2 separate regions of the Homo sapiens genome follow, and region 2 is linked to region 1. A link is an interaction called in ENCODE POLR2A ChIA-PET data of the cell type or tissue named here. Cell type or tissue: IMR-90. All regions are shown on one strand. Links, peaks and the distances in the headings refer to the core of each region. The heading gives the core; the rest is flanking DNA. Region 1 overlaps ME1 (malic enzyme 1). Region 2 overlaps ME1 (malic enzyme 1).

Region 1 (16,287 bases), core at 3,976-7,975:
GGCCTCTGGTTGATGTGTACAGTGTACCCTTGCCACTTCAGACAAGTGATCCTGTATTGGAATGAATACCAGTCATCATTAGTAAAGCCAGGGGAGAGAAGAAAATTCTCAACTCCCAGGAGTTTGGCTTGGAGTTTCATTTGCTTGCTCTTTGTGGTCTCATTTTGCCCCACCCTCTCTAAATTAGAAGATCTTAATAGATTTTATCAAGAATTTATTTATCTGTTTCCTGAGACACTACACTAGTGCCTTGGGAAAGAGAATGGGGTCTTTCTTTAGTTTGATTTTATGCACACTATAACTAGCAGGAACTCCTTGAAATTTTTATGTAAATTTTAGAAATACTGATTGTATAGAACAAAATGGAAAATTTATTTAAATGAGACAGAAACCTAGTAGGAAGTAGAATGGTTTTATTTTAACTTAATAATACAAGTTCGAAATAACTTAATAATACAAGTTCTCACCACTTCAGAATTATCAGGGGCATGTGTTAAGAATGCAGAATTTTGCACCCTGCTCCAGACATACTGAATCACAACTAAATTTTAATCATTTTTATTTCTAGCACTTTTTAATAATCATGCCAGCTCATATGCATGCTGACATTTTAGTGGTACTGGTTTTAGACTCTTACCTGAATGTGATGGTTACTTTGCTTATTCTTATTGATGACATGAGGCAACAAAACAGCAAAAGTTATATATTATTTATTTATAGAATCCATAACAAAAAATGAGAAATGGTAACAAAGAAAATAATTTTCTGTAGATTATAAATTGAGTTTAAAAATAAATGCTAGAATGAGGAATAGTTACATCAGTATAGAAGATAAAGGTGTATAATGTTCTTAATATTTAAAGAATACTTTCAGGTCAGTAAGAGAATATTAGACTAGGCTCAGTGACTCACACCTGTAATCCCAACACTTTAGGAGGTGAAGTGAGAGGATCACTTGAGCCCAGGAGTTCAAGACCAGCCTGGGCAACATAAGCAAGACCTTGTCTCTGCAAAAATTAAAATAAAATTAGCCAGGTATGGTGCCTGTAGTCCTAGTTACTTGGGAGGCCAAGGTGGGAGGATTCCTTGAGTCTCGGAGTTCGAGGCTATAGTGAGCTGTCTATGATCATGCCACTGCACTCCAGGATAGACAACAGAGTGAGAACTTGTCTCTAAAAAATAATTTTAAAAGAAGACATAAAAAAAGAGAACACTTTAAAGTAAGTAAGAAAATGTGAAATCTCCACTATACAAATTGCCTAAGGACATATGGACACAGATAATTTACAAATGAAGAAATAAAAATGGTCAATAAACTTATGAAAAAATGCACAACAGTAATATAAAAGGAATATAAATGAATGCTGCTTGAGAACAGTTTTGTGCCTATGTGCCACACAGAGACACACATATAGCAGGTACAGATATGAATTTATTGTTACTTCTTATATATTTATATGTATATTTCATGATATAGGCATGATATGAAAAGATACCTTATTTGAGACTGCAACAAAATAGACATACTTATTATATACCACTGGAGGTGTGATGAGGTGCTGTTAATTTATTCATACATTCTAGGAGAGCAGAGTACCAGTACAGATGTTTGTCTATTGACACGAAAGCTTTCATCATATATTCCTTTGTGAAAAGAGGTTAAAATATACTCTATGCTATCATCCCAAATTTGGACAGATAATCTTATATATGCATAGATACAAAGAAAAGGACCTGGAAGAATATACATCAAGGTGCTAATGTTGGGTAGTTCTGAATGGGTAGAGATTATTGGTATTCTTTGGTTTTAATTTTACTTTTCAGTGCTCTCAAACATTTCTGATAAACAAATATTGCTTTTGTGATGAGAAAAATACTTATAATATTAAGATAATATTTTTAAATTCTCAGACACGTCAGATTGTAAAGATAGAAATGTGGGAGACAAAAACAAGGTGAGATTTGATAGTGATTACTATTAACTTCAAATAAATAGATGCTTCAGTTATAAATTCTGAAGGGTGCAGAATTGAGATAATGTGAATAGTAAGATCATTAGTATAATTACCAATATATACCCTCCTTATCTCCTTTTTTTGAGCTCTCTTATATTTCCATATGTCTTATTCCTTACTTTTGCCCCAGTCTTTTTCCTTTTCTCAGGCTTGTAAATTTTCATAAGTCTTCAGTGGCACCACATGCATTTAGTGTAACACCTAGTGCTAAAGAAGTTCCACCCTTTTTTAAGTGCTTCCTTAATACCAAGTATTTATTCTCTAACAGTGATCTATTGAGTGTTTGCTCCTGACCATAAGAAGTTTTTAATCCAGTAAATTAATATCACTTCTGTGCCAGTCTACTTTGTCTGTGGAACCATTATCAAAACTGAATAATGTTGTTAAATTGCTTTTTGTAGATACTAATTTTTTTGTCAGCCAAATCTCTGAGAATGCACTAATTATTCAAGCCTTGATTATCTTAATTAAAATTATGAAATTAAAAAAACTAATTTTTAACAGGGACATTATTATGATTGGAAGAATTTTTTTATATACTTTAAGTTCTGGGATATATGTGCAGAACATGCAGCTTTGTTACATAGGTATACATGTGCCATGGTGGTTTGCTGCACTCATCAACCCGTCATCCACATTAGGTATTTCCTAATGCTATCCCTCCCCTTGCCTTCCACCCCCTGACATGCCCCGCTGTGTGATGTTCCCCTCCCTGTGTCCATGTGTTCTCATTGTTCAGTTCCCACTTATGAGTGAGAACATGCGGTGTTTGGTTTTCTGTTCCTGTGTTAGTTTGCTGAGAATGATGGTTTCCAGCTTCATCCATGTCCCTGCAAAGGACGTGAACTCATTCTTTTATATGGCTACATAGTATTCCATGGTGTATATGTGCCACATTTTCTTTATCCAGTCTAACATTGATGGGCATTTGGATTGGTTCCAAGTCTTTGCTGTTGTGAACAGTGCTGCAATAAACATACGTGTGCATGTGTCTTTATCATAGAATGATTTATAATCTTTCAGGGGACCTGCCCCAAAAATCACGTAGGTTCTTTTCTATTTTCCTAAGCATCGGCTGGCTTGAGAAATAAAGGGACAGAGTACAGAAGAGAGAAATTTTAAAGCTGGGCATCCGGGGGAGACATCACATGTTGGTAGGATCCGTGATGCCCCAAAAGCCACAAAAACCAGCAAGTTTTTATTAGGGATTTTCAAAAGGGGAGGGAGTATGCAAATAGGTGTGGGTGACAGACATCAAGTACTTAACAGGGTAATAGAATATCACAAGGCAAGTGGAGACAGGGTGAGATCACAGGACCACAGGACCGAGGCGAAATTAAAATTGCTAATGAAGTTTCGGGCACCATTGTCATTGATAACATCTTATCAGGAGACAGGGTTTTGAGATCAACTGGTCTGACCAAAATTTGTTAGGCGGGAATTTCCTCTTCCTAATAAGCCTGAGAGCGCTATGGGAGACTGGAGTCTATTTCATCTCTGCAGACTCAACCATAAGAGACAGGTGTGCCCCGGGGGGGCCAGTTCAGAGACCTACCCCTAGGTGCGCATTCTCTTTCTCAGGGATATTCCATGCTGAGAAAAAGAATTCGGTGATATTTCTCCCATTCGCTTTTGAAAGAAGAGAAATATGCCTCTGTTCTGCCCAGCTCACCAATGGTCAGAGTTTAAGGTTATCTCTCTTATTCCCTGAACAATTGCTGTTATCCTGTTCTTTTTTCAAGGTGCTCAGATTTCATATTGCTCAAACACACATGCTGTGCTGTACAATTTGTGCAGTTAACGCAATTATTACAGGGTCCTGAGGTGACATACATCCTTCTTAGCTGACAGGATTAAGAGATTAAAGCAAAGATAGGCATAGGAAATCACAAGGGTATTGATTGGGGAAGTGATAAGTGTCCATGAAATCTTTACAATTTGTGTTTAGAGATTGCAGTAAAGACAGGCATAAGAAATTATAAAAGTATCAATTTGGGGAACTAATAAATGTCTATAAAATCTTCACAATCCACGTTCTTCTGTCATGGCTTCAGCCGGTCCCTCTGTTTGGGGTCCCTGACTTCCCGCAACAATAATCCTTTGGGTATATACCCAGTAATGGGATTGCTGGGTCAAATGATTTTTCTATTTCTAGATCCTTGAGGAGTCGCCACACTGTCTTCCATAGTGGTTGAACTAATTTACACTCCCACCAACAGTGTGTAAAAGCATTTCTATTTCTCCATATCCTCTCCAGCATCTGTTGTTTCCTGACTTTTTAACAATTACCATTCCAAAAGGCATGAGATGATATCTCATTGTGGTTCTGATTGGCATTTCTCTAATGACCAGTGATGATGAGCTTTTTTTTATGTTTTTTGGCCACATACATGCCTTCTTTTGAAAATGTCTGTTCATATCCTTTGCCCACTTTCTGATGGAGTGTTTTGGTTTTTTCTTGTAAATTTAAGTTCCTTGTAGATTCTGGATATTAGCCCATTGTCAGATGGATAGATTGCAAAAATTTCTCCCATTCTGTAGGTTGCCTGTTCACTCAGATGATAGTTTCCTTTGCTGTGCAGAAGCTCTTTAGTTTAATTAGATCCCATTTGTCAATTTTGCTTTTGTTGCCATTGCTTTTGGTGTTTTAGTCATGAAATATTTGCCCATGCCTATGGCCTGAATGGTATTCCCAAGGTTTTCTTCTAGGGTTTTTATAGTTTTAGGTGTTATGTTTAAATCTTTAATCCATATTGAGTTAATTTTTGTATAAGTTGTAAGGAAAGGGGTCCAGTTTCAGTTTTCTGCCAGTTTTCCCAACACCATTTATTAAATAGGGAATCCTTTCCCCGTTGCTTGTTTTTGTCAGGTTTGTGAAAGATCATATAGTTGTAGATGTGTGGTGTTATTTCTGAGGCCTCTGTTCTGTTCCATTGGTCTATATATCTGTTTTGGTTCCAATACCATGCTGTTTGGGTTACTGTAGCCTTGTAGTATAGTTTGAAGTCAGGTAGCATGATGCCTCCAGCTTTGTTTTTTTTTTTTTTTGTTTGCTTCGTTTTTTTGTGTTTTTTTTGCTTAGGATTGTCTGGGCTATATGGGCTCTTTTTTGGTTCCATATGAAATTTAAAGTAGTTTTTTCTAATTCTGTGAAGGAGGTCAGTGGTAGTTTGATGGGAATAACATTGAATCTATAAATTACTTTGGGCCCTATGGTCAGTTTCATGATATTGACTCTTCCTATCCATGAGCATGGAAGGTTTTTCCATTTGTTTGTGTCCTCTCTTATTTCCTCGAGCAGTGGTTTGTAGTTTTTCTTGAAGAGGTCCTTCACATCCCTTGTTAACTGTATTCCTAGGTACTTTATTCTCTTAGTAGCAATTGTGAATGGGAGTTCACTCATGATTTGGCTCTCTATTTGCTTATTATTGGTATATAGGAATGCTTGTGATTTTTGTATATTGATTTTGCATCCTGAGATTTTGCTGAAGTTGCCTATCAGCTTAAGGAGTTTTTGTGCTGAGACAATGGGGTTTTCTAAATATACAATCATGTCGTCTGCAAAGAGAGACAATTTGACTTCTTCTTTTCCTATTGGAATACCCTTTATTTCTTTCTCTTGCCTGATTGCCCTGGCCAGACCTTCCAATACTATGTTGAATAGGAGTGGTGAGAGAGGGCATCCTTGTCTTGTGCCAGTTTTGAAAGGGAATGCTTCCAGCTTTTGTCCATTCAGTATGATATTGGCTGTGGGTTTAGCATAAATAGCTCTTATTATTTTGAGATATGTTTCATCAATACCTAGTTTATTGAGTGTTTTTAGCATGAAGGGTTGTTGAATTTTATTGAAGGCCTTTTCTGCATCTATTGAGATAATCATGTGGTTTTTGTTATTGGTTCTGTTTATGTGATGGATTACATTTATTGATTCGCATATGTTGAACCAGCCTTGCATCCCAGGGATGAAGCCCACTTGATCATGGTGGATAAGTTTTGATGTGCTGCTGGATTCGGTTTGCAAGTATTTTATTGAGGACTTTTGTGTCAATGTTCGTCAGAGATATTGGCCTGAAATTTTCTTGTTTTGTTGTGTCTCTGCCAGGTTTTGGTATCAGGATGATGCTGATGTGATAAAATGAGTTAGAGAGGAGCCCTTCTTTTTCTATTGTTTGGAATAGTTTCAGAAGGAATGGTACCAGCTCCTCTTTCTTTGTACCTCTGTTAGAATACGGCTGTGAATCCATCTCGTCCTGGGCTTTTTTTTTTTTTTTTTTTTTTTTGGTTGGTAGGCTATTAATTAATACCACAGTTTTAGAACTTGTTATTGGTCTATTCGGGGATTCGACTTCTTCCTAGTTTAGTCTTGGGAGGCTGTATGTGTGCAGGAATTTATCCATTTCTTCTAGATATTCTAGGTTATTTACTAGTTTATTTGTAGAGGTGTTTGTAGTATTCTCTGATGGTAGTTTGTATTTCTGTGGGATCAGTGGTGATCTCCCCTTTATCATTTTTTTATTGTTTCTATTTGATTCTTCTCTCTTTTCTTCTTTATTAGTCTGGCTAGCAGTCTATTTTGTTAATCTTTTCAAAAAACCAGCTCCTGGATTCATTCATTTTTTTAAGGGTTTTTCATGTCTTTATCTCCTTCAGTTCTGCTCTGATCTTAGTTATTTCTCATCTTCTGCTTGATTTTGAATTTGTTTGCTCTTGCTTCTCTAGTTCTTTTAATTGTGATGTTAGGGTGTCAATTTTAGATCTTTCCCCCTTTCTCCTGTGGGCATTTAGTGCTATAAATTTCCCTCTAAATACTGCTTTAGCTGTGTCCCAGAGATTCTGGCACATTGTGTCTTTGTTCTCATTGGTTTCAAAGAACTTATTTATTTCTGCCTTAATTTCATTACTTACCCAGTAGTCGTTCAGGAGCAGGTTGTTCAGTTTCCATGTAGTTGTGCAGTTTTGAGTGAGTTTATTAATCTTGAGTTCTAATTTGATTGCACTGTGGTCTGAGAGTGTGTTTGTTATGATTTCCTTTCTTTTGCATGTGCTGAAGAGTGTTTTCCCTCTAATTGTGGGGTCAATTTTAGAATAAGTGCTGTGTGGTGCTAAGAAGAATGTATACTCTGTTGATTTGGGATGGAGAGTTCTGTAGATGTCTATTAGGTAGGCTTGGTCCAAAGCTGAGTTCAAGTCCTGAATATCTGTGTTAATTTTCTGTCTTGTTGATCTGCCTAATATTGCCAGTGGGGTGTTAAAGTCTTCCACTATTATTTTGTGGGAGTCTAGGTCTTTTTGTAGGTCTCTATGAACTTGCTTTATGAACCTGGGTGCTCCTGTATTGGTGCATATGTATTTAGGATACTTAGTTCTTCTTGTTGAATTGATCCCTTTACCATTATGTAATAGCCTTCTTTGTCTCTTTTGATCTTTATTTGTTTAAACTCTGTTTTATCAGAGACCAGAATTGCAACCTCTGGGGTTTTTTTTTTGTTTTTTGTTTGTTTGTTTGTTTTTGTTTTGCTTCCCATTTGCTTGGTAAATCTTCCTCCATCCCTTTATTTTGAGCCTATGTGTGTCTTTGCATGTGAGATAAGTCTCCTGAATACAGCACACTGATGGGTATTGACTCTTTATCCTGTTTGCCAGTCTGTGTCTGGCAAACTGGGGCATTTAGCCCATTTACATTTAAGGTTAATATTGTTGTTTGAATTTGCTCCTGTCATTATTATGCTAGCTGGTTATTTTGCCCATTAGTTGATACAGTTTCCTCATAATGTCAATGGTCTTTACATTTTGGTTTGTTTTTGTAGTGCCTGTCCCGGTTTTTCCTTTCCATATTCAGTGCTTCCTTCAGGAGCTCTTGTAAGGCAGGTCTGGTGGTGACAAAATCCCTCAGCATTTGCTTGTCTGTAAAGGATTTTATTTCTCCTTCACTTATGAAGCTTATCTTGGCTGTATATGAAATTCTGGGTTGAAAATTCTTTTCTTTAAGAATGTTGAATGTTGGCCCCCACTCTCTTCGGGCTTGCAGAATTTCTGCAGAGAGATCCACTGTTAGTCTGATGGGCTTCCCTTTGTGGATAACCCAACCCTTCTCTCTCACTGCCCTTAAATTTTTTTCTTCATTTCAACGATGGTGGATCTGACGATTATGCATCTTGGGGTTGCTTTTGTCGAGGAGTATCTTTGTGGTGTTCTCTGTATTTCCTGAATTTGAGTGTTGGCCTGTCTTGTGAGTTTGGGGAAGTTCTCTTGGATAATATCCTGAAGAGTGTTTTCCAACTTGGTTCCATTCTCCCCATCACTTTCAGGTACACCAACCAAACGTCAGTTTGGCCTTTTCACATAGTCCCATATTTCTTGGAAGTTTTCTTCATTCCTTTTCATTATTTTTTCTCTAATCTTGTCTTCAAACTTTATTTCATTAAGTTGATCTTCAATCTCAGATATCCTCTCTTCTACTTGATTGATTCAGCTATTGATACTTGTGTATGCTTCATGAAGTTCTTGTGCTGTGTTTTTCAGGTCCATCAGGTCATTTATGTTCTTCTCTAATCTGGTTATTCTAGTTAGCAATTCCTCTAACCTTTTATCAAGGTTCTTAGCTTCCTTGCATTGAGTTAGAACATGCTCCTTTAGCTCAGAGAAGTTTGTTATTACCCACCTTCTGAAGCCTACTTTTGTCAATTAGTCAAACTCATTCTCCATCCAGTTTTATTCCCTTGCTGGTGAGGAGTTGTGATCCTTTGGAGGAGAAGAGTTATTCTGGTTTTTGGAATTTTCAGCCTTTTTGTGCTGGTTTTTGCTGATCTTCATGGATTTATCTACCTTTGGTCTTCCCTGTTGGTGACCTTCGCGTGGGGTTTTTGCATGGTTGTCCTTTTTGTTGATGTTCATGCTCTTCCTTTCTGTTTGTTAGTTTTCCTTCTAAGAGTCAGTCCCCTCTTCTGCAGGTCTGCTGGAGTTTGCTGGAGGTCCACTCCAGTCCCTGTTTACCTTAGTGTCACCAGCGGAGGCTGCAGAACAGCAAAGATTGCTGCCTGTTCCTTCCTCTGGCAGCTTCCCCCAAGAGGGGCACCTGCCAGATGCCAGCCGGAGCTCTCCTGTATGAGGTGTCTGTTGACCCTTGCTGGGAGGTGTCTCTCCGTCAGGAGGCACAAGAATCAGGGACCCACTTGAGGAGGCAGTCTGTTTCTTAGCAGAGCTCAAATGCTGTGCTGGGAGATGTGCTGCTCTCTTCAGAGCTGTCAGGCTGGAAAGTTTAAGTCTGCTGAAGCTGTGCGCACAGCTGCCCTTTGCCTCAGGTGTTCTGTCCCAGGGAGATAGGAGTTTTATCTATAAGACCCTGACTGGGGCTGCTGCTTTTCTTTCAGAGATGCCCTGCCCAGAGAGGAGGAATCTAGAGAGGCAGTTTGGCTATAGTGGCTTTGTGGTGCTGTGGTGGGCTTCACCCAGTCCAAACTTCCCAGTGGCTTTATTTACACTGTGAGGGGAAAACTGCCTACTCGAGCCTCAGTAATGATGGACATCCCTCCCCACACCAAGCTCGAGTGTCCCAGGTCTGACTGCTGTGCTGGCAGCAAGAATTTCAAGCCAGTGGATCTTAGCTTGCTGGGCTCCATAGGGATGGAATCTGCTGAGCAAGACCAGTTGGCTCCTTAGCTTCAGCCCCCTTTTCAGGGGTGTGAATGGTTCTGTCTCGCTGGCATTCTAGGTGCCACTGGGGTATGGAAAAAAAACTCCTGCAGCTAGCTTGGTGTCTGCCCAAATGACCACCCAGTTTTGTGCTTGAAACCCAGGGCTGTTGTGGTGTAAGCACCCAAGGGAATCTCCTGGTCTGTGGGTTGTGAAGACCATGGGGAAAAGTGTTGTATCTGAGCCAGAGTGCATAGTCGCTCAGGGCAGGGTCCCTCACAGCTTCCCTTGGCTAGGGGAGGGAGTTCCCTAACCCCCTGCGCTTCCTGGGTGCAGCGATGCCCCACCCTGCTTCTCCTTGCCCTCTGTGGGCTGTACCCACTGTCTAACCCATCCCAATGAGATGAACCGGGTACCTCAATTGGAAATGCAGAAATCACCCACCTTCTGCATTGGTCTTGCTGGGAGCTGCAGACCGGAGCTGTTCCTATTTGGTCATCTTACCTGGGAATCGATAATTTTTTAACTTTCTGATTTACTTCAGAATCTCTATCTTGTTCATAAATCTTTGTAATCGACTACATTGTAGTCAGACTTCTTTATGGTGTATACTTTAATTATTAACATGGGAAAGGAGGGAGAAAAGAGAAGGGGAAACGTAGCATTTTTTTCTCAATTGTGTAATTTTTCTAATTCACATTTTAGAAGTCTAAATATATTCTAGACATGGAGAAAGTATTTTAATTCTGGCAGCCATTAGTAGCACATTGGCACTTCAACTTCAGCTGCTCAGAAGCCTGCCAGTAATTGTTTAAAGTTTTTATGCCTTAAGGAACAGCTGCAGTTTACAGCGGCACTTGATTTCAGATTTTACATTTCATCTGAAATATATTTATATGATATAACTTGTTAACTTTCAGCTAGCTGGAAATCCTTAACTCTTCTTATGCAATACATTATAAGTAAGATATATTGGCCAAACCAAGACAATTTCACAACGACAGAGGGTGCCATTACTAATTACAACAGGACAACAAGTGTGAAGAACTGGGCTATAATTTCTGTTGCCTGTAAGTAAACTCCTCTTCAGATTATTCTTAACATCTGAAGGTTTAACCTTCTTAACATCACCCTCTCAGTGGCTTAAAACAATTACTGTTTTATTAATGTTTATGATTCTGTTGGCTGGCAGTTTGGACTGGAATGGCTAGGAAGGCTAGGATGCCTGGCACAGCTGGACCTTTCTCCACATCAGTTCTCATTCTTCAGAAATTGGTCACATTCCACATATAAAATATGCTTATCACCATCCTAGGATTTCAAAAGTTTCATCCCACTAATAGCAACAGGTCCAAAGTTCAAGAAATTGTCATCTAAATCTGATCTAGATGCAAATGAGGTTTCTTGGGTTTTGCTCCTTGGTGGAACTCATTTCTGTGTTCCCACATATCAAACATACAACGGTGAGGCAGGGACAGAATAACCACCATCAACATTCTCATTCATAGCTGGAGGAGTAGGAATCATATGGCTCTAAATGGTACATAGCAATTCTGAAATCTAACTGGGCACATGTTGCCAGGCCACCTACATGGGGAAGAGAAGGGAATATTCTTTGAATAGGGCCCATTAAGTTTCCTCAGGGTGGTTCTGTAGTTCATTGTTCTTTTTTGGGCTTTTGGTTTTGCCTTCTGGGTTCTTGGCTGTGTCCTCTGAGATATCCTTCCTCTTTCATAAGAAATGATCTGTATTAGCAGCTGAATAACTTTCTCAGTCTGCTTCCTGACTACAGAAAATTGGGGACCCAGAGAATTATTTTCATTTGAAGTGTCTCTGTCTTAATAATCCAAGATAGTGCCATACCCTTAAAAACTCTTTAGGCCTTCTCTGTTATCAGATTATACTCTACTCAATTTGACAGAGGCTCCATTCACAATTCTTTCAAAATAGGCCTCCTTCCTATGTTGGCTGGCATGTCAGAGTGATGCGGGACCAGTTCCTTTTTTGTTTTTTTTCCTATCTTTTTATTTTTTATTTTTATTTTATTTTATTTTTTTTATTATTATACTTTAAGTTTTAGGGTACATGTGCACATTGTGCAGGTTAGTTACATACATATACATGTGCCATGCTGGTGCGCTGCACCCACTAACTCGTCATCTAGCATTAGGTATATCTCCCAATGCTATCCCTCCCCCCTCCCCTGACCCCACAACAGTCCCCAGAGTGTGATGTTCCCCTTCCTGTGTCCATGTGTTCTCATTGTTCAGTTCCCACCTATGAGTGAGAACATGCGGTGTTTGGTTTTTTGTTCTTGCAATAGTTTACTGAGAATGATGATTTCCAATTTCATCCATGTCCCTACAAAGGACATGAACTCATCATTTTTTATGGCTGCATAGTATTCCATGGTGTATATGTGCCACATTTTCTTAATCCAGTCTATCATTGTTGGACATTTGGGTTGGTTCCAAGTCTTTGCTATTGTGAATAATGCCGCAATAAACATACGTGTGCATGTGTCTTTATAGCAGCATGATTTATAGTCCTTTGGGTATATACCCAGTAATGGGATTGCTGGGTCAAATGGTATTTCTAGTTCTAGATCCCTGAGGAATCGCCACACTGACTTCCACAATGGTTGAACTAGTTTACAGTCCCACCAACAGTGTAAAAGTGTTCCTATTTCTCCACATCCTCTCCAGCACCTGTTGTTTCCTGACTTTTTAATGATTGCCATTCTAACTGGTGTGAGATGGTATCTCATTGTGGTTTTGATTTGCATTTCTCTGATGGCCAGTGATGATGAGCATTTTTTCATGTGTTTTTTGGCTGCATAAATGTCTTCTTTTGAGAAGTGTCTGTTCATATCCTTCGCCCACTTTTTGATGGGGTTGTTTGTTTTTTTCTTGTAAATTTGTTTGAGTTCATTGTAGATTCTGGATATTAGCCCTTTGTCAGATGAGTAGGTTGCAAAAATTTTCTCCCATTTTGTAGGTTGCCTGTTCACTCTGTTGGTAGTTTCTTTTGCTGTGCAGAAGCTCTTTAGTTTAATTAGATCCCATTTGTCAATTTTGTCTTTTGTTGCCATTGCTTTTGGTGTTTTAGACATGAAGTCCTTGCCCATGCCTATGTCCTGAATGGTAATGCCTAGGTTTTCTTCTAGGGTTTTTATGGTTTTAGGTCTAATGTTTAAGTCTTTAATCCATCTTGAATTGATTTTTGTATAAGGTGTAAGGAAGGGATCCAGTTTCAGCTTTCTACATATGGCTAGCCAGTTTTCCCAGCACCATTTATTTAATAGGGAATCCTTTCCCCATTTCTTGTTTTTCTCAGGTTTGTCAAAGATCAGATAGTTGTAGATATGTGGCGTTATTTCTGAGGGCTCTGTTCTGTTCCGTTGATCTATATCTCTGTTTTGGTACCAGTACCATGCTGTTTTGGTTACTGTAGCCTTGTAGTATAGTTTGAAGTCAGGTAGTGTGATGCCTCCAGCTTTGTTCTTTTGGCTTAGGATTGACTTGGCAGTGCGGGCTCTTTTTTGGTTCCATATGAACTTTAAAGTAGTTTTTTCCAATTGTGTGAAGAAAGGCATTGGTAGCTTGATGGGGATGGCATTGAATCTGTAAATTACCTTTGGCAGTATGGCCATTTTCACGATATTGATTCTTCCTACCCATGAGCAAGGGCAATTAGGCAGGAGAAGGAAATAAAGGGTATTCAATTAGGAAAAGAGGAAGTCAAATTGTCCCTGTTTGCAGACGACATGATTGTGTATCTAGAAAACCCCATTGTCTCAGCCCAAAATCTCCTTAAGCTGATAAGCAACTTCAGCAAAGTCTCAGGATACAAAATCAATGTGCAAAAATCACAAGCATTCCTATACACCAACAACAGACAAACAGAGAGCCAAATCATGAGTGAACTCCCATTCACAATTGCTTCAAAGAGAATAAAATACCTAGGAATCCAACTTACAAGGGATGTGAAGGACCTCTTCAAGGAGAACTACAAACCACTGCTCAAGGAAATAAAAGAGGATACAAACAAATGGAAGACCAGTTCCTTTTGTCTAGTCAAGGTGATCTAGTAGTCTTCACTTTAAATCATTCAGAGATTTCTTAAAAAGTTATTAAAACCACACACTTAATTTCATGTTTGAAGACCTTATTTTGCTATGCACATCTTTTACCAGCAAGTCCTGTGTCCTCTATATTCCTTCAATTTTGCTCACAAACTGAACATTTTCTTCTCTAGCTCTTCTCTGTTTTAGACTTTATTATATAGCCACAAGAAGCCAAGTCAGCATTCTGCCTGGAAATCTCATTAGCCAGATTCACAAATTCATTATTTCAATTTTCTCTATTCTAGGTTACTGAAGGTGTCACTTTGGTCTTTTTTTTTTATTTTTATTTTTTGCAGGTTATTCCCAATTTAAGTCTTTTTGAGTTTCTTTCAGCAATATTTTGTAGTTTCCAGTGTGCAGGTCTTACACATATTTTCTTAAATATGTCCTTATGAATTTTGCATTTTGGGCTGGTATTATAAATGGAGTTGTATATTTTATTTCATTTTTAACTGTCCATTGCAAGTGTATAGAGGTAAAATTGATTTGTGTATATTTACTTTATAAACTGTGATTGTGTTAAATTCATGTATTTTTTTCTACTGGGATTTTTTTTGGTAGATTTCTTAGTATTTTCTATGTACACAATTATATGTGTACAAATAAAAAAGTTTTGCTTCTTTTTTTTTCAATCTATATTTCTTTCTTTTTCTTGCCTTATTGTAATAGCTAGGGTCTCCAGTATAGTGTAGAGTAGAAGTGATGAAGGTAAGTATTCTTGTCTTGTTCCCTATCGTAAGTGAAGAGCACTCAGTCTTTCACTGCTAAATATGCTATCAGCTGTGGGATTTTCATAGATGTCCTTTATTGCGTTAAGGAAGTTCCTTTCTGCTTCTAGTTTACTGAGAGCTTTTGTTATGAATGGGTATGTTATATTTAAATTATATCTCAATTTCAAAACTGATTTAATAAAAGTGATATTACATATTATATATACCAAAATTTACACAGGGCAACATTCTCAGATATATCAGTTTAAGAAACAACTTAAACTGTGTAAAGTTAAAAAATTTAAGAAAACACTAGTAAAGGCTAAAAAATTTATTTTAAAGTCTGTTAACTATCATAGTAAAGGTAAAGTAAAACCATTGTTTGATAATTTTGCTTTCGGAAGTGGAAAATTAAGAAAGGAATTGCTATCTTTCCATTCCTTAAGCTAATATTTCAAAACTAAATGTTATTTCTCTGTGTGATTACCTTTGTCTGTAAAATCTGAATTGCACTTTTCTAATTAACACAAATGAAATATTTTATTTTTTTCTTTTCCTCAGAATAATCTAGAATGTTTTTAACGTTTAGGAATTATTTTTCTTTCTTATTTATTTATTTATCTATTTTTATTGCAGCAGAGTCTCCTTCTGTTGCCCAGGCTGGAGTGCAGTGGTGCGATCTTGGTTCACTGCAACCTCCACCTCCCAGGTTCAAGTGATTCTTCTGCTTCAGGCTCCCAAATAGCTGGGACTACAGATGCACACCACCACACCCAGCTAATTTTTGTTCTTTTGTAGAGACAGGGTTTCACTGTTGTTACCCAGGATGGTCTTGATCTCCTGACCTCGTGATCTGCCTGCCTCAGCCTCCCAAAGTGTTGAGATTACAGGCGTGAGCCACTGCTCCTGACCAGAAATTATTTTTCTTATTTGGTGTATAAATACTACAGGTATATTCTATGTAACATTAAGTAATTACCCTGTAGGTTAATTCTGAATCAGTATGGTAAGATTTTATTTCTATTTTTGTCCCTTTTATACAGATGAAGAAACTGAGGCTCAATAAATGATTTGGTTATAGTTATTTCTATTTTTATGGTAACTTTTTTTAATAGGAGTTACTTAAAGATCCACTCTACATTGGACTACGGCAGAGAAGAGTAAGAGGTTCTGAATATGATGATTTTTTGGACGAATTCATGGAGGCAGTTTCTTCCAAGTATGTATCTTTATTTAACCTATATTTTAGTCAGTAACAATAACATAACAGACTATTAAAAAATCCAAGATTTATGCAATATGGTTTAATAATTAGAAGTAATTTGAATGAAAAATGCATATATCCTATCTATTTCCTCATAACTGTTAATGGACAAATGATAATATCATGTGTCTATCCAGAATAGATTATTTCTGTTGCTGTCCCTGAATATACTTTTTTTTTTACAAGAACCTTTAGAACCTGTGGCTGTTGAAATGCATGATTATGGTAAAGGAGGCAGTGACCAGTGACTAAATTACCTGCAAACCTTTTTACATTTATCGACAATCTGTACTTTCTGGTTGATGATAAAATCTGATCTTCAGTCATCTTTGTAGCTGGTATTTGACTCTCTTATGGTCAACCACCAGCCACAAAGGAAAAGCAGAAAAAGAGGTGGGGATTGAGCATGAGTTGGTACAGTCCACAGGGGTCCAGAATGGAGCAAGGACAGGGCATTCCATCATGATCCATGCATCTCTGATTAAATCTATAATATTTGATTAAAATGCAGTGCTATGTAGGTTGAGAGTCTCTTATCCA
Region 2 (16,287 bases), core at 8,229-12,228, 54 kb before region 1:
TTGTATTTTTTTAGTAGAGCTGGGGTTTCACCATGTTGCCCAGGCTGGTCTCAAACTTCTGGGCTCAAGAGATCCATCCATCTTGGCCTCCCAAAGTGCTGGGATTACCACCGCATCTGGCCTCATTCACTCATCCTTATACAGGGCACCACTGATTTGATTTTGGCAAACAGAATGAGCTAATACAACAGTTTGCTGGTGATAGTCTTTTTAAAAGAAGCATTTTCCAAAGTTTGATTAGATAGTACTTTTGGTTCACCAAAAAGTTATGATGAAAAAAGTATTCAGTGCTCGAATTAACTGGAGAAAAACAGAATTAAATGAAATCAAAAAAGATTCTTTACAGCCAAGTTTCTTAGAATAATAACCTATTTTGTGAGTCTTTTGAATGGTGAGAATTAGATTTAATAAAGTAGTATACATAGCCTAATTCTTGGCACAAAGTAGATATTCTCAAATGGTGGTTATTGTTACTGGTATAATTTTAACTCTCAGGTTTCTTGATCAAATAGATTGTGGTATCATGTACCAAATTTCAGAATATTGGAATATTTGAGAGAGATAGAAAGTTCATTTGGGGGGCCAGATGTGGTGGTGCATGCCTGTAATCCCAGTACTTTGGGGGGCCAAGGCAGACGGATCAGTTTAGTTTAAGAGTTCAAGACCAGCCTGGGCAACATGGTGAAACCCCGTCTTTACAGAAAATACAAAAATCAACTGGTGTGGTGGTGCGTGCTATAGTCCCACCTACTCAGGGGGCTGAGGTGGGAGGATTGCTTGAGCCTGGGATGTTGAGGATGCAGTGAGCTGTAATTACACCACTGCACTCTTTCTAGCCTGTGGGACAGAGTGAGATCCTGTCCAAAAAAAAAAAGGAAGGAAGGAAGGAAAGAAGGAAGAAAGGAAAGAAAAAGAAAAGAAAGTTTATTTTTGGGACATGCTAAATTTTAAATGTGTTTCGGACTTCCAAGTAGAAGGGTCTAATAGTCAATTAAATATATGGATCTGGAACTTGGTAGATGATGTAGTTAAAATGTCCTAACATTTTAACTTGCATATTAATATTATATGTGCTGCACGAATGGTATCTGTTTTGATTTTGGCAATGTCACAGATTATCAACAAAAGTAATTGTTAAAAAGAATTAGTCAATAAGTTGTTCCATTATGTTGCTTTATGTCTTCCTAGAAAATTCTTTGAAAAATGCATAAAAGGAAATATTAAAATCAGCCAAAACAAAATATTAAAATATTTTTCCTACATTTAATAATGCATTTTTATACTTATTTCCTTTAGAATCCCAAAAGGATTTGAAGTAGAGTATTCATTATTTAAATTGTGGGGACTAAGCTTTCTTTATTACTTAATATGTAATTTCATGTGAGGAAGTATGTCTAGTATGCCATCATGACCACGATTAGAAATGGAGATGTATACAAACATGAGGGTCTAAATAATGTTTACTTATATGGAAACATATAGTTTCTGCAGATGTATAGCCCATAGTGTTGTCTTATATGATGAGGGTGTCAGTTTTAATTGATGTTTAATTTGTGAAATAGCAGCAAGAAAAGAAGCTTAAAAAGAATAAATGTAAAAAGAAACCTTCCCAAAGCTAATACTCCTTTAACCAAAAATGTTCTCGTTGTATAGTACAGATTATAATTATACTATCAAAGGAGAGGTTAATATAATGAAACTTTCATATTGTTCTTGCTTTATAAATTTTCTCTAGTTTTAAATCTACCTGGCTTTTTTCATGTATCTATTTTAATTATATACTGTATGGTATGGTAATTTTGCTTGATTAAGCTATAAGTACTTCAATAACTCAGTGATTGTAAAATGAGCCTAAGTTGTTTATGGAAAAGAAACATGGTTTCACAGCCAGTTTTAATAACTGCAAATTAAATTTTTAATGCTTGAAATAAGACTGTGGCACTGTCTTAGTCAATTTGGGCTGCTATGATAAACTACCATAAACTGGGTACTTTATCAGTGACAGAAATTCATTTCTCACAGTTCTGGGGAGGCTGGGAAGTCTGAGAGCAGGGTGTCAGCGTGGTTGCTTTCCAGTAAGGACCCTCTTCTGGGTTGTAGACTGCCAGCTTCCTGTTATTTCCTCACGTTGCAGAAAGCAGAGAGCTCTCTGGGGTCCCTTTTATAAAGGGCACTAATCATATGGCCTAAATCACCTCCCAAAGGCCCCATCTCCTAATACCATCATATTGGGGGTCAGGATTTCAAAATACATGAATTTTGGGGGACACATTCAGTCTGTTGCAGGAACTTTCAATAGTTTAATGCTATTCTACTTGTTATTTGACAATTATAATGTAAACTGTCAGTTGATTCAGTGCCCAGAGGTTAGTAGACATGCCTTGCTGTCCTAGGTCCTCTCACTCTGAGATGTGTGGAGCTAGCCTTTTTTCATGGACCAGAATGGGAGTTTCTGGGAAGGGGTGAGAGGCAGTCCTAAACCTTTAGGTAGTCCTGGATACTAGAGCTGCCCAGGTGAACCAGAACTATTTTTAATTGGATTTGCCTTTTTTAAATTAAACTACTTTAGAATCCTTAGGAATATCTAGGAAACTTTTGAAAACCAGGGAATATTTTTGGCTTATAGTTCTGGTTTAGCATGTGACTTTTATTTTTTATTTTGTTATAATTGTCTGTATTTCTAGAAATTCTCTTAAACATCAAATAGTTGATGTTTAAGAGGGCAACTAGCTTTTAATGCTTCCAGAAAAGTGATCATTTTAATGTTAAATATTAAAAACATTTTCACTATTTATCTATGGTAATAAGCCTTTGATTTTGATTTATACTTATTCTGTAATATTATTTGGTCCATTTATTTCATTTCCCTTGAAACTGGCTTACCCCTACTTTAAGGTATGAGAAAAAGAAATACATGGTGTAATTTTTTTCAAAGATATGAAACAAGTCAGATGGAATGTCTGGACTAATTCAAGTCTTAACTGTTACCTCAGTTGATTTTGTAGTTAAAGATAATTATTTATTAAAAGTGGATTTTTATTTATTATAGAGATATAGATGATGATTTCTTAAATTATGAATTTAAACTAATTATTTTTTCCAAGCAGAATAAAAGTTATTTTTATGAAAATGTATATATGACTTGTGCTAAATAGGAGTGAGGTAGAGTATTCTATATCTTAAGTACTGGAAATTCAGTGAGTGCCCAGAAGTAGTTTAAAATACCAAACTGTCTTCTTTCCTAAGCATTGCCTTAATGAGGAAAAATTTGGAGAATGGAAAAAATGTAGACATGTTTCTAACATCAGTTCTTTACATCAAGATCTAAGGGTTGTCTAAATTTGTGCGTAGACGTATAAATCTTCAAGGCAGTGAAACTTATCTTTTACTGTAAAATGCCATTAAAAATATAAAGTAACAGTTCATCGGCTCTCCATATTCATCTAGAGATTTTAAATGTGGAAAACTTGAATGGAAATTTAGTTTAGGATCCAAAAATAACTTTTGTACAATCTGTGTGGTACGTTCAGGTGTTTTGACTTAAGTTTACACATAGCATATGGAGAATTAAGAAAAATTGCCAAGTTTTATCTCAGGTGGTATTTATGGCAGTCTATTAATTTGGGCATTATTTCCTCATCTTTAAAAAGAGTATTTGTTTTTAAGGAAGATTATAAATCTCACTGTTCTTTACTAAAAATAAAGAATTTTTAAAAAGGAGGCATAGTTCTTATATCACTTTGCATCCTCTACCCAAATCACATCTCGAATATTGTATTTAGTTTTGCATACCATGGTTTTGAAGTGTCATTGATATCCAGAGAAAGTGACAATAACAGTGACAGTTACTGAAAACTTGTCATGTGAGAAACAGTTGGTGGAAATAGGAATGTTTAGCTTAAAAGGAAAGACTTGATAGTTAAGCCTTCAATTATTTGAAAGATGTTCATATAGAAGAAAGTGTATGCTTGCATGGCATAGCCTCAGAATGTAGAACTTAATCACTAGATGAGGTGTAAAGCCACATACCCACAACCAGGTCATCTTTGACAAAGTCAACAATAACAAACAATGGAGAAAGGACTCCCTATTCAATAAATGGTGCTAGGATAACTGGCTAGCAACATGTAGAATATTGAAACAGAATCCCTTCCTTTCACAATTAACTCAAGATAGATTAAAGGCTTAAATGTAAAACCTAAAACTATAAAACACTAGAAGAAAACTTAAGAAATACCATTCTGGACATTGGCCTTGGCAAATAATTTATGACTAAGTTCCCAAAAGCAACTGCAACAAAAACGAAAAAAGGACCCTAATTAAAGAGCTTCTGCACAGCAAAAGAAACTATTAAAAGAATAAACAGACAACCTACAGATTGGGAGAAAATATTCACAAACTATGCATCTGACAAAGCTCTAATATCCAGAATCTATTAATATAAGGAACTTAAATTTACAAGCAAAAACCAAACAATCCCATTAAAAAGTGGGCAAAAAACAGACACTTCTCAAAAGAAGACATGAAAAACTGTTCAACATCAGTAATCATCAGAGAAGTGCAAATCAAAACCACAGTGAGATACCATCTCACACCAGTCACAATGACTATTATTAAAAAGTTAAAAAAAATCAGATGTTGGTGAGGTTACAAAGAAAAGAAATGCTCGTACACTGCTGGTGGGAATGTAAATTATTTTAGCCACTGTAGAAAGCAGTTTGGAGATTTCTCAAATAACTGAAAACTGAACTACCATTCAACCCAGCAATCCCATTATTGGGTATATACCCAAAGGAAAATAAACCATTCGACCAAAAAGACACATGCACTGGTATGTTCGTTGTAGCATTATTCACAATAGCAAAGACATGGAATCAACCTAGATGCCCACCAGCAGTGGATTGGATAAAGAAAATGTGGTGCGTATACACATAGAATACTACACAGCCATAAAAAGAATGAAATCATGTACTTTGCAGCAACATGGGTGCAGCAAATTGTCAATTTTAACTCAATACTATATGTTTTATTGTATATTTTGTAATAATATTTTATCTTTGCTATGGTAAAATTTATAAAATAGTTGATAGAAGGATTCCAAATTAAATGTTATCTACTTAAATCCTTAAGGATATCAAATTTTATTTTTTTCTAAGCAAAGAAGTTTCTCATTTAACAGTATAAACCCTGATCTTAATATGATTGGTGGCTGAATTAATGGCATTTATAATAATTTGGAGAATATCATATTTTACAAAAATAGTGCTGCCTTGTGAAATAAAACATTTTCACTATGAAATGAGGTAATTTATTTTAAAAGCTGAAAATGTGCAAGTATATTATTTCCCTCTTTAAATAAGTTCATTTTTATTGTCAACGTGCCAAATAAATGCCATCTGCCTGATGAGATCAGTGTTACCTTAGGATTCTTTCCAGTGCTTTTTACCATGAAAAGTACTTTGGAGTTTATCAGAACAACAGTCTATTTATACTTAATTAATTGGGTGCTTGTACTAGTTTTAAAGTGAATAAATGAAGAAGAGGTTATATAAAATTATTTTCTGTACATTTTGAGTCCACATTTATTTGGAAACAATAGTTGAGCTGTGATATGTAGAGATTGAGTCAGTAACATTTGCTATTTGTTGATTTTTAAAACCTGCTCATTTTATAATGTAAAACAATCATTCAGAGGAAAGTATCACCAGATAGTAAGTGCCAGAGTTGGGGCTTGAACTTGTTTTCTTCCTCCTAATACTTTGCATTAGTAAGAGTCCTCCAGAGAAAAAAAACCAATAGTATATATGTGTGTGTGTATGTATGTATGTATATGTGTGTATATGTATGTGTGTATACATTTTAAGGAGTTGTCCCATGAGGCTCGCAAGTCTAAAATCTGCAGTTTGAGTCTGAAGACAGTCTGCTGGCAGAATTTCCTCTTTTTCGGGGGAGGTCAGTCTTTTTTAATAAGATTTCAGCTGACTGGATGAGGCCCATACACATTGTGGAAGGTAATCTGTTTTATTCAGAATCTACTGATTTAAATATTAGTATCATCTAAAAACTACCTTCATGGAAACATTTAGAATGTTTGACCAAACATCTGGGTACTATGCCTAGCTAGGTTGACACATGAAAATAGCCAATACATATTCCTAGACCAATCTTGAGTCTTCTTATCTTAGATTGATTATGTTTTCCAACTCTACTCTGAGTTGCTCAGAGAAGCAGCACTCTTATCATGTAGCTCCTTGGACCTTTCCCTATTGATTAATATGTGTTCTGATTTTCAAAAGGTAAAATGATGTATTATGTTTGTTAATTAAGATTATTTTCTCAAATACTGGAGTGTTTACTTGTGAAGAGTTTCATATATTGCTTTTCAGAGGAGCTTAATTCTAGCAGATATTTCTTAGGAATATTGCTCTACTATGGTTTCACTTTTAAAAGTTCCTAATACTGACTGGATTAATTATAGTAATTTAACATTTAAACCTAATTTTAGAAATTGTCAGATAATATTATTGACCATTCAATTCTTCCGGAAGATTCTTGCTTTTTCTTCCCAACCTTGCCATTTCTTTACAGTCTTTTAAATTATTGACTATGCTTATTATTTCCCTTCTCCTTCCTTCCTTTACCAGAAATTTATTGAGCGTCCACTGCATGCCAGGCACTTTACCAAGCATTGAGAATAGGTAAATAAAGACTTAATTTCTGCATTTGTGGAATTTACAGGTAATATTCAAGTGAACAAAGAAATACATGAGTACTGTTTGTGTTATGAAGGAAATGAACAGAGGACAATGATAAACAATAACAGGGGATTTCCTTTCACAGTATAGTTAGGGAAGTGCCTGTAAGGAGATAGTTTAGGCTGCCGCTTGAAGGATAAGGAAGCAGCTTGTGAAAATCAGGGAAAAAAAAAAGGAAAAAATAAAAACCTTTGAGCCTGAGGGGATAGCTTGTTCAAAAGATCTGGGACTGGGGAGGTGGCATGAGATGAAGTTTGAGGTAGACAGCAGTCTCATGCAGGGTGTGTGGGTCATGATAGAGTTTCATTATAAAGCTTAATCCATTTAAAAAGCCATTGAATATTCAAAGTAGACAGCATCTAACTAAAGTTTTAAAAGATTACTCTGGCTGCCATGTGGATAAAATATTAGAAATGAGAGCTAGAATGGAATGGAAAGGGCACTAAGAAGACTTGCAGTATTGGATCCCTTTCCAATTCTTAATTGCTTTGAATGCACTTGATCCTCTTAAGATATGGAGCAAGGAAATCAAGAAAAGCTGTAAGCTAACAGAGTTGCCAATAGCAGCAACCAGTTCACATGGGAATAATTCCACAGTCTTGTAGTCCTGTACTGATGGCTATAGGTAGGTGAGGTGATAGGGATATGGACACACAGCATGTAGGTATATACACAGACTCTAAATACATCAGCTGGAGATAAGAAGGTCTCCTGTACATAAGACTTTCTCAAGCTTGCAGTAAGCTGAGATTGCACCACTGCACTCCAGCCTGGGCAACAGAGCGAGACTCCGTCTCAAAAAAAAAAAAAAAGAATTTCTTAAGCTTGCAGGCTTAATATAGTTCATTTTATTTATAGCCCAAGTCAATCACCTCACTATCTTGTCCTTTACTCACTGTACAAATCCATCCTGAACCAATCCTTTCTTGCCCTCCCAGAAGAGCCAATTAGATCATGTTCTATGAAGCCAGTAAGTATTGTTCATTTCATTTCTGTGCACCTATTTTTTAATTAAAATATTATTAATGTGGGGGTGGAGTGCTATAATTCTGCCTGCACAGTTCAATTTCGGCTGGGCCTTCTGCTCCTCAGTGTTTCATTCCAGCTGTGTTTTTGGCTCATCTCACTCTTGCAGTTACAAGAATGTAAACACTCTGCAGCCTTATCCTCCTTATCTCAGATATTTCTCTCCATGTTCCCCATGAATTCATTGGTTCAGCTTTTTATTTCCATGAACTATATCTAATACATTTCCTTTCTTCAATTATTTCCTTCTTAATCTGTTCAGCTAACTGCAGTGATCCATTCCACCCACTAAAATGTTGGTTCTTGCCAAGGTTTTATTCTGGGTTCTATTTTCTTTTTATTCTATATATTCTCTTAGTCACATGTAATTGGAGAATTTCCAAGTCAATATTTGTAGCCTAGATTTCTTTTCCTAAGATTATTACTCGTATTTTCAACTACTAAGTAGCTCATCTTAATATGGCAAACAACTACTTCCACTTACCCACTCCCCAGCCTAACATCCCAGGCTCCCAGGTTTTCTAACATTGTAAGGTGCAACATCATTCATTCAGTTACTAAAGCAAACACCTCAGAGATAATCAGGATTTTTTCCCCTTCCTTTCCCTTTTTGAGCATTAGAAATTGTATCCCTTAATTATCTATTGAGTCTCTTTTGTCCTTTCAATCCCCATTGCCACTTTTTTTTAGCTAGGTTCTTCTTGTTTCTTTCCTGGACTACTACTGCATATTTACCCTTGAAGACTGTCAAAAGGGAGTGGATTTTCAAAAAGATATATCTAATTATGTCATTCTCCTGACTAAAATAACTGAATGGCTCCCCATTTCCCCCATGATAAAATTCAAACTCTTTAGCATGATATTCAAGGATTTTTGTAATTTGACTTCTTTGCCTGCTTCTCTGTCATCTCTTTCCTATTCCTCCCACTCATGTCCCTACCCCAAGTTGAATGCCCTCGAAATCCCCTGGGCATTTTCACAATCTATTTCATATTGATGGTGTAGTAACTGACTTTCTTTTCTATCTACTGACTGATTTTTTTCTTGAGGGTAGCAACTCTGTATCTTTCAGCTATACCCCTGAACTTAGTAGAATTAGCAATTTTTGTTAAGTGAATAAATGGGCAATAAACTATGACAAACATTGCCAGCCTTGTATGTGCTTTGGACCTGAAGAGGGTTGGTTTGAATCCCTCCATTTCTTCTTACTAAATGTCTCATCTGAACTTTAGTTTCCTCTTCTGTAAAATGAGTATTGTTACTTTGTTTAAGTAAAATGTTCCCTCTTAAACCTTTCTTTTGACAAGAGGTATATAGAACTTAAAAACTGATTTATCTACAATTCAAATGTACGTACAGTTCTCAAATATCAAATTCTTTCTTATAAAGCAGAAGTTTCTACGTATTGAAACTTAGTTTGAAACGTGATTACAGAAATTATCATTGGAACATAATTGGTTTAATGTTATAACATGTATTTAGTAATATATAATAATGGAAAAGGATGGATGTCATCTGACTCATCAACTAAAAAAATAATTTTAAGAACTGGATTTCAAAAAACCAAGCAAATGTAAATTATGTATTATAAATATCATTAATGAAGATATTTCTAAGACACTAACAAATCAAGATTCATATAAAAATTACTGAAAACGGTGTTTACAAGCATTCATAGAATGCAAAGGAAGCTATTATGTTATTCTGTCTCACGACTAGTATATCATATTTAGTACCTTAAAGGAAATACAAGTATTTCTGAAGACAGGTGGAAAGTGTTAAATCTAAGTGATAATTTAAACTATATAAAGTTTCTCAAGAAAGTCCTCACCCAGAAAACAATCTATTTTATATTGGGGAGTTCTTTCTTTTTCACATGAGCAGATGAGGTCACTAATTTTTCTAGTAAGATAAATAAGATACTGATGTTGTAGATTTCTTTTTGCAAAGATTATTTCTTTACCAAATTTAGCTTGTGACTTATCTTGCAGTTATAAGACATTCCTAACATGTGACTGTTAAAGTCTTGGAGATGGTAGTATGGTTTCTTTATTACTTTTCATTATTTCTCATGCAACAAAATAGAGCAGAGTTTATTTTAAAATGTGAAAAGTTACACTAATGAAATTCATTTTATTAGTGTTGAAAATAAGGAAGTAATTAGAGCATTTCTATAATAAATAAGTAACCATCATGAGCAATGCCAAAGAATATATTGAACTGTTTTCTTCTTGCTTTTATTTGGAAATGAGGTACATGCTAGAAAACAATACAAAACAAAAACCTCAAGCAATCCCAGAGGGCAGTCTTCTTTAGTTTGTACCCAGAGAAAACCACTAATGACTATGGTAGGAAGAATTCCTTGTGGTTGGAAAACAGATGAACAAGTTGCTGAAAGTCTCATTTATGTATTAAGCCAGTTCAGTCAGTTTGAGAGTTACATGAAGGATTTCTGTTGTCCAAGTATCTGCTAACTGCCACATTGAATTGGTTAAAAAAAAAAAAAAAAGAGGAAGAAAGAAAAAACCTTCCCTCTCATGTCTTCTCCAATCAATGGACAAATATAAATATCTGAATAAAGAAGATACCTTCTAGTTTGATACTTTAACAATATAGCAAACTGTCTTCGGCAAAGATTATTTCTGACTCATTCAACCTGATTTACAGGCATATGTAACTTTCATTGTATCTAGTTTTTGTCAGGGTCTATATGAGAAAAAAATACCAAGTAGAGAAAATTCTTTTATATCTTTCATTGAAACTGTGGTTAGAAACAATGTCTACAATGTTGTTCAATGTGCTTTATATAAAGACCCATTTGATAAATTCCTCTCAAAATCAAAGAAATGCCTTTTTTTCTTCTTTCTCTCTTGCTAGAATTGAGAACTAATTCAGTTTTTCCTATTGAGCTTTGCCTATATACTATTTTATGCTCAATTATAGTAGTTTTCTTTAGAACATCTTTTTCCTGTCTTTTCCCCACCCCCCCATTGTATTAATTATTTTTAATGAATGAGTCTTGCAAACACACATTTTAGATAGTTGTTAGCCCTTGAGTTCCTCCTAGGCTCAGTGGAGGGCTCGTGTCCTTTAAAAAAAATAATCTGACCCACTTTAGCAGAGTCTCACACTTTCTTCCTCCCCTGGGTATGGGGCACCTTACTGCAGCTCAGAGAAAACAGAGTAAATCTTGCCTGTCTTCTGGATCTCTGTGGTTCCTCTCATTTTTCTATGGTTTGAATAATTTCATGATTTTACTGAATCTGTGACTTTATTAATTATTGCCTCAAACCTTTTTAAATTTATTTGAATCCACTAGCAATTTATTTTAGTTTAAATGGAAAAAAAAGATCACAAACTAAAACCATAATTTGAGTCTTTGTTTTTTAAAAATACTTTCTAAACACCAATCCCTTTGCCTTCCCAGCTATGAACATAGTTAATTAGCAAGATCTTGGGGAAATCTGAAGGCTGAGATCCCAAAGGCTTCATATACATTTTTTTTCAAATAATTATTTACCAACCTAGTACCTCTCCCTTTTAAATTAAATTATTATATTATATATTTGGGAGTTTAAAAGTTTAAGTTATTTTGATTGCCAGTATGCTGCCAAATATTGGGTTAAATTTAAGTATTTCCAAAAACTATGCTCTCAAGTCTGCAATTGCATGTTTGAGAGTGACTGGTAATTTCATCAATGCCAGATGATTATCATTCCTCTTTCTGAAAAGACATTTTTGATAGAAAGTTGTTTTTTTCTTTCTTATTACTAAATGTCAAAGAGTTTTGTTTAGCAGTGTCACTTAATTCTTAGAACTGTTTCCAAGTCATGTGCCAAAAAACATGTAGAGATATATTATGGAAACTTATTTTTAATTGATGTGCCAGTTGACAACTAGATTATATTCTCCTTCAAAATTGTTGAAAGCAAAGAATTAGAAGCCACTTGAATTTCAAAAGGATTTGTTACCCCATCATCATAATCATCACTTTTTAAATTTCTGAAAACTGTCTCCAAAAGTCTTTACCAAGATTTTTCAAATGGTCTAATATCTGTTATTTTTTCACTTAAAGTCATTTAATCTGAGATACTTATAAAGGGTTGGGAAAATTAAAATATTAGTTTTGATACATTTCCACAGTATAAACTTTTTCAGTATGAAATGTGTGTATCTTACACTTTTGTCATAAACTTGAAGTTACAGATTTCATTCCTTGATGTATTGGAAAATACTTGCCATGTAACCTCATTGGCCCAAACAGTCCTCTTTATCAAATCTTACAGGTGAATTAGACTTACTTTCTGCCAGAAAAATTCTGACTTCATTTTTCAATCAAAATGTGTTAATATTTCTTTTTTGAATTTTTTTTTTTTTTTTGTGAGACAGGGTCTGGTTCTGTCGCCTGGGCTGGAGTTCAGTGGTGCATTCTCAGGGCACTGCAGCCTCTGCCTCCCATGTTCAGGTGATTCTCCTGCCTCAGTCTCCCAAGAAGCTGGGATTATAGGCGTCCGCCACCACACCCAGCTAATTTTTTTTTTTTTTTGACAGAGATGGAGTTTCGCCACGTTGGCCAGGTTGGTCTCGGATTCCTGGCCTTGGGGGATCAGCCCGCCTTGGCCTCCCAAAGTGCTGGGATTACAGGTGTGAGCTACTGCACCCGGCCTCTTTTTTTCTTTTTTTTTTTTTTTGACAGAGTTTCACTCTTGTTGCCCAGGCTGGAGTGCAATGGCACAATCTTGGCTCACCACAACCTCCAGCTCCCAGGTTCAAGTGATTCTCCTGCCTCAGTCTCCTAAGTAGCTGGAATCACAGGCATGCGCCACCACACCTAGCTAATTTTGCATTTTAGTAGAGATGGGGTTTCACCATGTTGCCCAGGCTGGTCTTGAACTCCTGACCTCAGGCGATTCACCTACCTCAGGCTCCCAAAGTGTTGGCATGAGCCATCGTGCTCAGCCCTGGCCTCTTTTTTTAAATATTATAAACACCACTGAGAAATAATTTATAGAACACAGCTTATATGATTAATAAAAATCATAATGTCAAGATTAACATGATGCAGATATAATTAAATGATTTATCTATTTAAAAATTATAAAACAAGATAATTGTTTCTCATTTGTTAATTTGTAATAAAGCAGTATAATATATAGCAGAAACTACAAGTTATTTATGAACTAGAGAGTATGAAACACTTCCAAGTATGATATTACTTGGAAGTACGTATGTATGCATATATTAAGTTCTGGTGTTGGGCATTTAGAAATAACATACACAATTCAATTAATGTAATCCATTACATAAACAGAAACAATGACAAAAACCACATGATTATTTCAATAGATGCAGAAAAGGCCTTTGATAAAATGCAACATCTCTTCCTGTTAAAAACTCTCAACAAACTAAGTATTGATGGAACATATCTCAAAATAATAAGAGCCATTTATGACACACCCACAGCCATTATCATACTGAATGCACAAAAGCTGGAAGCATTCCCTTTGAAAACTGGCATGAGACAAGGATGCCCACTGTAACCACTCCTATTCAACATAGTATTGGAAGTTCTGGCCAGGGCAATCAGGAAAGAGAAAGAAATAAAAGGTATTCAGATAAGAAGAGAGGAAGTCAAACTGTCTCTGTTTGCAGATGACATGATCCTATATCTAGAAAACCCCAAGGTCTCAGCCCAAAAGTTCCTTAAGCTGGTAAGCAACTGCAGCAAAGTCTCAGGATACCAAATCAATGTGCAAAAATCACAAGCATTCCTATACACCAACAATAGACAAGCAGAGAGCCAAATCATGAATTAACTCCCATTCACAATTGCTACAAAGAATAAAATACCCGGGAATACAGCTAACAAGGGATGCGAAGGACCTCTTCAAGGAGAACTACAAACCACTGCTCGAGGAGATAAGAGAGGACACAAACAAATGGAAAAACATTCCATCCTCATGGATAGGAAGAATCAATATTGTGAAAATGGCCATACTGCCCAAAGTAATTTATAGATTCAATGCTATTCCCATCAAACTACCATTGACATTCTTCACAGAATTAGAAAAACTACTTTAAATTTCATATGGAATCAAAGAAGACCCCATATAGCCAAGGCAATCCCAAGCAAAAAGAATGAAGCCAGAGGCCTCATGCTACCTGACTTCAAACTATGCTACAAGGCTATGGTAACAACAACAGCATAGTGCTAGTACCAAAACAGACACATAGACCAATGGAACAGAATAGAGACCTCAGAAATAAGACCACACATCTCTAACTATCTGATCTTTGACAAACCTGACAAAAACAAGCAATGGGGAAAGGAATTCCTATTTAATAAATGGTGCTGGGAAAACTGGGTACCCATATGCAGAAAACTGAAACTGGACCCCTTCCTTATACCTTACACAAAAATTATCTCAAGATGGCTGAAATACTTAAATGTAAAACCAAAAACCATGAAAACTCTAGAAGAAAATCTAGGTAATACCATTCAGGACATAGGCATGTGCAAAGATTTTATGATGAAATTGCCAAAAGCAATTGCAACATTGCTAAAATTGACAAATGGGATCTACTTAAACTAAAGAGCTTCTGCACAGCAAAAGAAACTGTCATCAGAATGAACAGGCAACCTCCAGAATGGGAGAAAATTTTTGCAATCTACCATCTGACAAAGGTCTAATATCCAGAATTTACAAGAAACTTAAATTTACAAGAAAAAAACAAACAACCCCATCAAAAAGTGGGCAAAGGACGTGAACAGACACTTCTCAAAGGAAGACATTTATGTGGCCAACAAACATATGAAAAAAGCTCAACATCACTGATTGTTAGAGAAATGCAAATCAAAACCACAATAAGAAACTACCTCACACCTGTCAGAATGGTGATTATTAAAAAGTCAAGAAACAAGAGATGCTGGTGAGGCTGTGGAGAAATAGGAATGCTTTTACATTGTTCGTGGGAATGTAAATTAGTTCAACCATTATGGAAGACAGTGTGGTGATTCCTCCAAGGTCTAGAACCAGAAATACCATTTGACCCAGCAATCCCTTTTCTGGATATATACCTAAAGGAATATAAATCATTCTATTATAAAGATACATGCACACATATGTTTATTGCAGCACTATGGTCATCAATGACCCAACCCAAATGGTCATCAATGATAGACTGGATAATGAAAATGTGGTACATATTACACCATGGAATAGTATGCAGCCATAAAAACGAATGAGATAATGGCCTTTTCAGGGACATGGATGAAGCTGGAAGCCATCATCCTCAGCAAACTAACACAGGAACAGAAAACCAAACACCGCATATTCTCATTTATAAGTAGGAGTTGAACAATGAGAACACATGGACACAGGGAGGGGAACAACACACACCAGGGCCTGTGGGGGGTGAGGGGAAGGAGATCAGGACAAATAGCTAGTGCATGCAGGGCTTAATACCTAGATGACAGGTCGATAGATGCAGCAAGCCACCGTGGCACACATTTACCTATGTAACAAACCTGCATGTTCTGTACACATGTATCCCAGATCCTAAAGTAAAATAAAATTTAAATTAAAATAAATTTAACAAATTAATTTTGTTAAATATAATGATCAAACTTTCTATGTATTTAATGAAAGATAAAAATACACATTGCTGGCTGGGTGCGGTGGCTCACGCCTGTAATCCCAGCACTTTTGGAGGCTGAGGTGGGCGGAGTTCGAGACCAGCCTGGCCAGCAGGTGAAACCCCATCTCTACTAAAAATACAAAATTAGCTGGGCTTGTTGGCACCTACCTGTAGTCCCAGCTACTGGGGAGGCTGAGGCAGGAGCATCGCTTAAACCCGGGAGGTACGGGTTGCAGTGAGCTGAGATCGCACCACTGCACTCCAGCCTGGGCGATGAAGTGAGACTCTTCAGAAGAAAAAAAAACAAATACATGTTACTAAAAATGCTTGGTTTGGTGGTCTGTCAATAATTTGGCCTTTGGACAAAGATACAGGAAATATGAAACATTTGATAAAATAAATTAATATGAGGGTTATTTAACAGGAATAAATGCTCGAATTTAATAAAGTGTTATCTAATATCTAACTGAAGGATGGAACTTTTATTTGAATGAAAATAACATGAAATTTTTATCTGCAGGTTTTAGCCAGTATATCTGGGAATATTTAGTAGTTTTGGAAAGTATTCTATTTATGTTAAAACATTCAACATCACTAAACATTTACTTATTTCAGCTGTTTGAATATTTCTTTCTTTCCGGTGGACATAGCATAACCATTGTGAATAGCTGGAAATGTATGCTTTTTGTCAAATATGTGAGGGAAAAAGCCATTTTCAACATATGGTTCTTTTGCCTTACTTTCATGAGTGTCTCCCTCAACAGTGAAGCCATCTCCCACTGGTCTACTCTACATTGTCTGAATTCAGAACTAAAAATACCCTCATTCTAGTGTTAGAGTTTACCTGTAACAGGAATATGTGAAAAAC

What was found. ChIA-PET counts read pairs that join two places held together with the same protein. Peaks named below come from ENCODE experiments on the same cell type or tissue, not always from the same donor. Only the 100,000 strongest peaks of a DNase experiment are listed, where the experiment ranks them.
Region 2: POLR2A ChIA-PET joins it to region 1 with 9 read pairs; 2 of 35 experiments call an interaction of 5 or more read pairs at or near these places.

Annotation. Positions count from the first base shown.
Region 1 is chr6:83,314,725-83,331,011 of GRCh38, reverse strand. ME1 (malic enzyme 1) reads left to right here. Exons shown (of 14, transcript NM_002395.6): 6 at 15,599-15,702. Among named protein-coding and RNA genes, the nearest start is that of ME1, 110 kb to the left of the region's middle. In IMR-90, for the core only: no CTCF peak of the experiment used is centred there; no DNase peak of the experiment used is centred there.
Region 2 is chr6:83,372,679-83,388,965 of GRCh38, reverse strand. All of the region lies in intron 3 of ME1 (malic enzyme 1), which reads left to right. Among named protein-coding and RNA genes, the nearest start is that of ME1, 50 kb to the left of the region's middle. In IMR-90, for the core only: no CTCF peak of the experiment used is centred there; DNase peaks (open chromatin) are centred at 9,765 and 10,135; H3K27ac peaks cover 1,069 bases.